Linked DNA regions of Homo sapiens: region 2 is linked to region 1. Evidence: chromatin contacts called from ENCODE Hi-C or POLR2A ChIA-PET data. All regions are on one chromosome and are shown on one strand. The core of a region is the stretch at or near the end of the contact, and the rest is flanking DNA. Distances in the headings are between cores, read along the strand shown.

What was found. Hi-C counts contacts between places; a loop is a spot of excess contacts on that map. ChIA-PET counts read pairs that join two places held with the same protein, here RNA polymerase II (POLR2A). Pooled maps may share reads with other maps.
Region 2: a map of MCF 10A shows a loop between it and region 1 (2.7-fold over the local background). The contact joins two enhancer-like sites. A Hi-C loop is called at or near these places in 2 of 168 maps with a recorded cell type or tissue (MCF 10A and chondrocyte) and 2 of 50 pooled maps. POLR2A ChIA-PET finds 5 or more read pairs at or near these places in 1 of 52 experiments (PC-9).

The regions. Positions count from the first base shown.
Region 1 is chr20:57,693,636-57,696,977 of GRCh38, forward strand. All of the region lies in intron 1 of PMEPA1 (prostate transmembrane protein, androgen induced 1), which reads right to left. Among named protein-coding and RNA genes, the nearest start is that of PMEPA1, 15 kb to the right of the region's middle. RefSeq lists an enhancer at 2,680-3,212. Within about 2 kb of position 1,541, at least 9 of the 41 ENCODE cell types and tissues checked have a DNase peak (open chromatin) inside an H3K27ac peak, as active enhancers do.
Region 2 is chr20:57,878,101-57,881,334 of GRCh38, forward strand. No RefSeq gene overlaps it. Among named protein-coding and RNA genes, the nearest start is that of LINC01742, 120 kb to the right of the region's middle. Within about 2 kb of position 1,756, at least 7 of the 41 ENCODE cell types and tissues checked have a DNase peak (open chromatin) inside an H3K27ac peak, as active enhancers do.

The sequences.
Region 1 (3,342 bases), core at 291-2,790:
ATAATAAGTCACAGACCTATTCTGCAGAATATCCACCCATTTCAGACATCACAGAACAATTAAATTAAGGAGATTTTTTTTTTCCATTACAAAAAGGGAACATCGAGATCTTGGTTAAAATACACAGAGATCAGGATGCCACACAGCTGCGACCTGGGGCAGGATACAGACACTCTGAGTCTCAGCAGGCTCTTCTGCAAGCCTTGTGAGGAGGTGTTGGGTGGTGACGGGGCACCAAGGAAGTACTCAGTGAAGTGCTGGCTTCTCCATCATCAGCAGCAGGCTGAGATTCAGGCTGGAGCCTCATCACCAGCTGGGAGCATCTCTGAGCTTTCTCTGCCGGTGAGGATGGGAGGTCCTTCTCTGTCCACACCTCTCCACCTCCCAGCCCTGCAGCAGGGCCACAGCCTGGACCACAGAACTCCATCTCCCACTTTCCTGGGGGCAACATGACCCTGTGACCTTGATCTCATTAGAATCGAGTTGCCCCTGACCTTCAAATAGCTGGGTGACCTCAAAAGGCCAAAGAGCAAAGTGCTTCCATCCTACAGGAGGAGCTGCAGATCTGTAACTGCTGATTAAAGGCCCACGAGGGACTTGGGACACAGCTCCCAAATGACACTCTCAGCCTTCCCGATTTTTGCCATACTCAAGTACCCCATTAAAGGCATTAAAATTCTTCAGTATTTTTCTTTTCAACTGAAATAAAATATTCAATTGGTTTACTTATTACTTAACCCGATCTTAAGCAATAATACTCACGAAATCGACAATGTGCTTGTTATATTTTTCCTAACATACATTCACATGAGTACGGAACTATTAAATTTTAAATGACCATCCACGTGCCATCTCCAGTTTTCTCATGTGCTACCGTTTGCTTCGGGTTTATAGATTTCTTGGAACTGACATGGGAGGGTGGCTAGGACACAGATGGGTGCAGTGGGCTGGACATCCAGTGGGGCCAATTACGAGTCATGCACCCTTGGGCAATTGACTTCTGCCCTCTGAGCCTCAGTCTATTTATCTGTAAAACAGGTCTAGTAGCTCTTGGAGGGTTGCATGTAGCGCCATGTAAGACAAGTCTAGTAGCTCTTGCAGGGCTGCATGTGGTGCTGTGCCTGGCACATGGTAGGCATTCAGGAAATAAGGGGAGGGGGGTCCATGCTGCCCTCACAACAGGAGGAAGTCAGGACTGCTTCCCAGCACTTCTATCTCTAGATGAAAAATAGGCCTGAGAGCCACAAAGCCGGTAAGTGAGGCTGCCATGACTGTGACCTGGTATCCCGGTGCCACAGCCACACTGCTCTTTTCTTCTTCTTCTTCAGAGCATGCTAGAGTCAAGGGGAGAGGGACCACTGCCTGTCAGCCCATCTCACTCCAATGAGGCCCTTCAAACACCCACCTCAGCAGCCATGCCCCAAGCCCAGGACACGAAGCTCCACACTGAGGTCCACGCTGTCTGGGAGGAAGGCAGCCTCGGCGTTTGCCGCCTCTGAGTAACCACCTCCCCAAGACATGATTCATACCTGTCTGGGGTCACCCACATCCTCATTCCCTGCAAAGGAATGCAGGCCAGGTGAGGCGGGCAGGCGGTGGCTCTGGGCTGGAGCCCAGCGGGGCTGGCAACAGCGGCTGATGGGCCAACCCAGCCCCAGAGCTGCTGGAGTCTGTCCAGTCTCCAAGGCTCTGCCACTATCCTGGGCCCCCTGGCTGGGGCTGGGACAGACACCCAGGTCTCTGGTACCCGTTACGGGCCCAGATTCAGGTTACAAAATGTTTTCCCCGCTGAAGCACCTGGCATTTCACCGCTAGAGAATCGGACCTCCAGCCCAGCTTGGCCCTTTCACAATCCGTCTGCCCTGCTTAAAACTGCAGGCCTGGCCCGGCGCAGCGGCTCACGCCTGTAATCTTTGGGAGGCTGAAGCAGGAAGATCAATTGAGATCAGAAGTTCGAGACCAGTCTGGCCAACATGGTGAAAACCCATCTCCCAAACTACTAGAATTACAGGTGTGAGCCACTGGGCCTGGCCTAGCAGTACTCCTCTGATTAGCACCAGAAGGATTTTGTGGCTGAAAAGTGGCCTGAGTTTCCTCCTCCCCCTCACCAGACCTCAACTTACCCATCTGCAAGCTTGGGGCTGAGGGCAGCTTAGCGGGCTTAACTCTGCCACACCCTGGAATTACCTGGGGAGCTTTAGGAAACCCAGATGGCCCGGCCCCATCCCAGAGGTAGTGGGTCTGGGGTGCTGCCACAGCCCCTCAGGTGGTGTTAATGTGTGGCCAGGACTGAGAACCACTGCATTTTGAAGAAGGCTAGAGAGGGTCCCTCCAGTCCAGATGTTCTCTGGACTCTCTCCTCACCCCTCCTGGGGAGCTCAGATCCTGCCCAAGCACCTCACTGGTCACAGGGACCACTTTCTCCCTTCAGCTGCAACCTGTTACCGACAATTTCTGCTCCCTCCTGCTCTGAGCCCCAGGGATCGCTGCTGGCACCCTTCCAAGGAGGGAAGTGTGTGGAGGATGGGAGGAGGAGGAAGGAGCAGAGGCCCCCAACCAGCCCATCCCTTAAACCAAGTGACAGGCGGTTCTGAGGCTCAGGGGAAGGTGGGCTCGTCCCTGCCTAGACAAATGAGGCACAGGCTTCAGGAAGAAAGAGGTATGAGCCTGGGCGCCCCTGGGGCTCCAGGAATGCCAGGAAAACCTTGTGTCTAGAACTTTCCCCTTCAACCATGGGCTGGCAAAGGGTCCCGCTTCTCTGTGACTCTCCCTCCCACCCTGTGCCAAGACACTGCAGCCCAAGTTCAAATCCTGCTCTGCGGTGTGCTGGGCAATCCCTGGCAGGTGACTTAGCTCCACCTCCTCCATGCGATGGGGTTGCCATGAGGATTAGTGAGACAGGGTGTGCAAAGAGCTCAGTGAGCACCTGCCACTGTCAGTAGGAATTGCTAGGGTTCAAAAAGCCGCGACGTCACCGGCAAGAACCCAGAAAAACAAGGAGACAAAGCTGTTGGGTGTTGGGTTCATTCCCTAAATACTGACTGCCTCCCAGATTCTCCCCTTTCTTGTCTTTGTTCCTGAACCCCACCCTCAACTCCGCTCTGAGTCTATTCTGGGAAAAGGATCCAGAGCTCATTCTCACTAGAGTGAAAGGGAATGCCGCGAAGCGCTCAGAGCAGAGCTCAAGATTTCTGTGGAGAGAGGCTGGCAAGAGAAAATGGAGGCCTCTGTGCACATTTCCGTTTACACCCCTGATTTTTAAAAAAGGAAAATGACATATTGTCAAGGAACCAAGGAGTAATGCTTACTCCGGGCAGCCATGCTCTTCGGGGAGGCTTGCTC
Region 2 (3,234 bases), core at 506-3,005, 180 kb after region 1:
TTTCTTTTAATGGGGGAGCTTTTGGAAGGCACCAGACAGGGCACAGGTGTTCCAGCCTCAGGACGCTGCAGCAACATCTGCCTCACAGGGCTTGTGGTCTATCAGGACCAGAAGATCATCCACGAAGAAGACAGTGTAAGATAATTGTAACTTACATACATTAAATGTGCACATTTTAAGTCTGCAGTTTAACGACTTTTAACAAATGAGTACACCTGTGTAAGCACTATTTCAAGATATAGAATATGCTCCAAACACCAGGAAGTTCTGAGCATCATTTTAACAAGAGAAGCCATTTGACAAATAAAAAACAAAAAATGAAAAAAAACTCTCTTATTTATTTGTGAATTTAACATAGTTTTTCAGCTTGAGGACTTCTGGCTTATCACGGCTTAAAACAAGACTGTTCTCTGCACAAAATAAAAGCTTATCAGCAGTGAGAATCATTCTTTTCTCAGGGAAAGAAAGGAACATTCTTTATGGCGTGGCTAAGTGGGAAGGCAGTTGGGGCACCATCCTTCTGACTCCATGTTCTGGAGAATCTCATGGTGTCTCCTACCTGGAGAAGGACCTTCTGGCCCTGGTAGACTACCAGCCCTGAAAGGTAAAGGTTGCTGCAGCATCCTGAAGCCAGAACACCCACACTCTGTTCCAGCACCTTCTCAGAGTCCCCAGCCTCTGTTCTGAGGCCTCCTTCTGATTTTAGACTGGCTGACGACACCCGGATTACTCTGACCTGCAAGGGGAGGTGGCTGACCCCAAAGCAGGTTGAGCTGATTGGCATGTGATGGCACTGGATCCCAGCGAGTGCCCCTCATGCTCACTCCCAAACCCCAAATATGCTTCCAAATGCCACCCCCACCCAGACTCTCACCACAGAGATGGGGTTGTGATGACCACAAGGAAGAGGAGGAAGAGGACCCCAGGGGCTTGGGGCAACACTTGCTGGGGAGGGTCTGGCTGGGCACCGTGGCAACGCTGTGTCAGGAGAGCCGAACTCAGAGAAGCAGGTGTGATGCCTCATGTCATTGTGTTCCCAGAGCTCAGGGCCACATTCAGCCTGAGGTTCAGGCTGGGCTCTCCGATGCCTTTGAGACTTCGCATCTGTGGTTCAGTCTGCCTGGAAAACTCCTACACATCCCTGAATGGCCCAGCCTGAATGTCACCTCTGTGGAAACATCTCCTGAGTCTTTCAGTCAATGCCCTGGACTTCCCTCCCCTGTGTTTCTCCCAGGTTCCTTTGTTTTTGTGCTTATTTTTTTAATGGGGTTTGTTTCTTTAATTTTACTTTTTTGGACCTCAGAGGCAGAGATTTGAATAAATTGATCTTCTGGGCTCAAAACTCGTAATCTTCCCTGGTCCCTGGAAACCCCCTGCCTTGCTTCACTTGTTCTCTTTCTTACTCCCTCTCTGCATCCATCCCTACCCTCATTCCCATGCCTGTTTCCCCGACCCTGCACAGCCCACACCCCGGACTTGATGCGTGTGTGCAAATCCTAAGTGTCTTCCCAAGGAGAAAAATACCCAAGAACACAGAATCACATAGAACTCATGTCTTTTGCCTTCCTTCCCTCCCTGCCCCGACCCTCGTAAAGCTTTATTTTTATTGCCAAAATTTCTGCTGTCATCTTTGGGACCCCAGAGAGTGGGAGGCTTTGAGGCCAGAGGATCGAGCTGTGGCTCCAGATGTTTCTCTTCTCCCACATCTGGGTCTTTCTTTTTGGATGTAACGATTGTAAGATTTTATTATTATAAAGTCCCAACAAGACCTGCCAACATCCACTGCCAGCACTGTGTCAACTCCATCTCACAGAGTCAGCTAAGAAGGCTCCCGCTTAATTACCCTCACCACGAGCCAAGGAGGGGGACCCCAGGGCGTTTTCATAATCAAGACACAGATTTCAAATCAAAGTGATGATCCCAGCCAGGATCAGCCAAGGTCTCTCACAAACACTTGGTCAAAATGAGTTTCCAAGAAGTTCTGTCTTAAATTATTCCTATGGATCGTTCAAGTTATAAGTGAATATTTAGGCTGCAGTTCACAAAAACCTCTCTCTTTGGGGGGAAAAGAAAACTGGCTTTCATTTGGCAGTTTTTGACTTTGTCAGCATTTCTAATGGCAAGAATGACAAAGTCTGCTTGGGAAATGCCGGCACCGACAGCTGTGTTTTATTATTGAATATTTCTGGTGGTGGGGTTGGCCGCCACTCTGTTTATGTTGCTTGTAAGATTTCACGCAAGACTCTGCAAGGTCGTGGGCTTAAACCGAAGTGTCTGATCTGCTGGATAATTCATTCCATCCCCTTCATTCCTAGGCCCTTTCTTTTTATTTTTTTTTCCAAGTGCAAATTGAGTACTGCCAGAAAATGGAGTCCAGAGGCAGCCCTGGGTTCCCGGTGCAGTTCCCAATTGCTTCTTTTGTCTGTGGGGGTGCAAGGCGGCCATCCCTGCTTGGGTGACCCTGTAGTGTCCACTTCTCCCCTGAGTTGCATGTCTCCAAGGTCCTGGTCTGTCTTGACACAGGCCTTTCAGTAAGTGCCTTCCCCTCCCTCAAGCCATTAAGTCCTGCTGCCTTCTTTTTCTGGGAGCTCCCTACCCAGACAGAGAGGGAGTGCACTTTGTTTGCCAAAATCTTACTTCAAACCAGTCAGCCTGTGTTGGGACACTAAATCTAGCTTTGGAGGTTTGAATGGAGGGGAGGGTCTTTCTTAGTATTCTGATATTTTCCCCTTTTTTCTTCATGAACATGAAAAAGAAAACTTGCAAGAACAGACATCCAGGGAACTGGGCCACCCCCTGGCCATTTGTTTATTCATTTGCTTTGTCCACAAACTTTTGCCAACAGCTTCTGGGTGAGGGTAGAAATGGGATTCAGGTATCAGCTGCCATCTCCCTGTGTCCTAAGAGAAGACTGTTTCAAACCCCATTTGCATGCACAGTGGAAATCCACAACTCTCTACTTGGTGTCTGCAGATTTGGGAGGAGAGTCACTCTGTCACAGTCACCTCTAGTCTGTCCTCAGGGTGCATTGGAGGTCCGGGTCTGGAGTCACTGGCCGTCTGTGGTCTCTATTCTTTACGGTGCAGAGTAACACGAAAGATTCAGTCCTTTACGACTCTCCGTGGAGCCTTCCCTAGGGCCCCCTCTCACCTTTCATCTTCCTTAACCCAAGAAATCACCTTCTGCCTCCTGGCAATCCGTGTTCCACACTGAACCCCCTGGGTAGGAGGATGG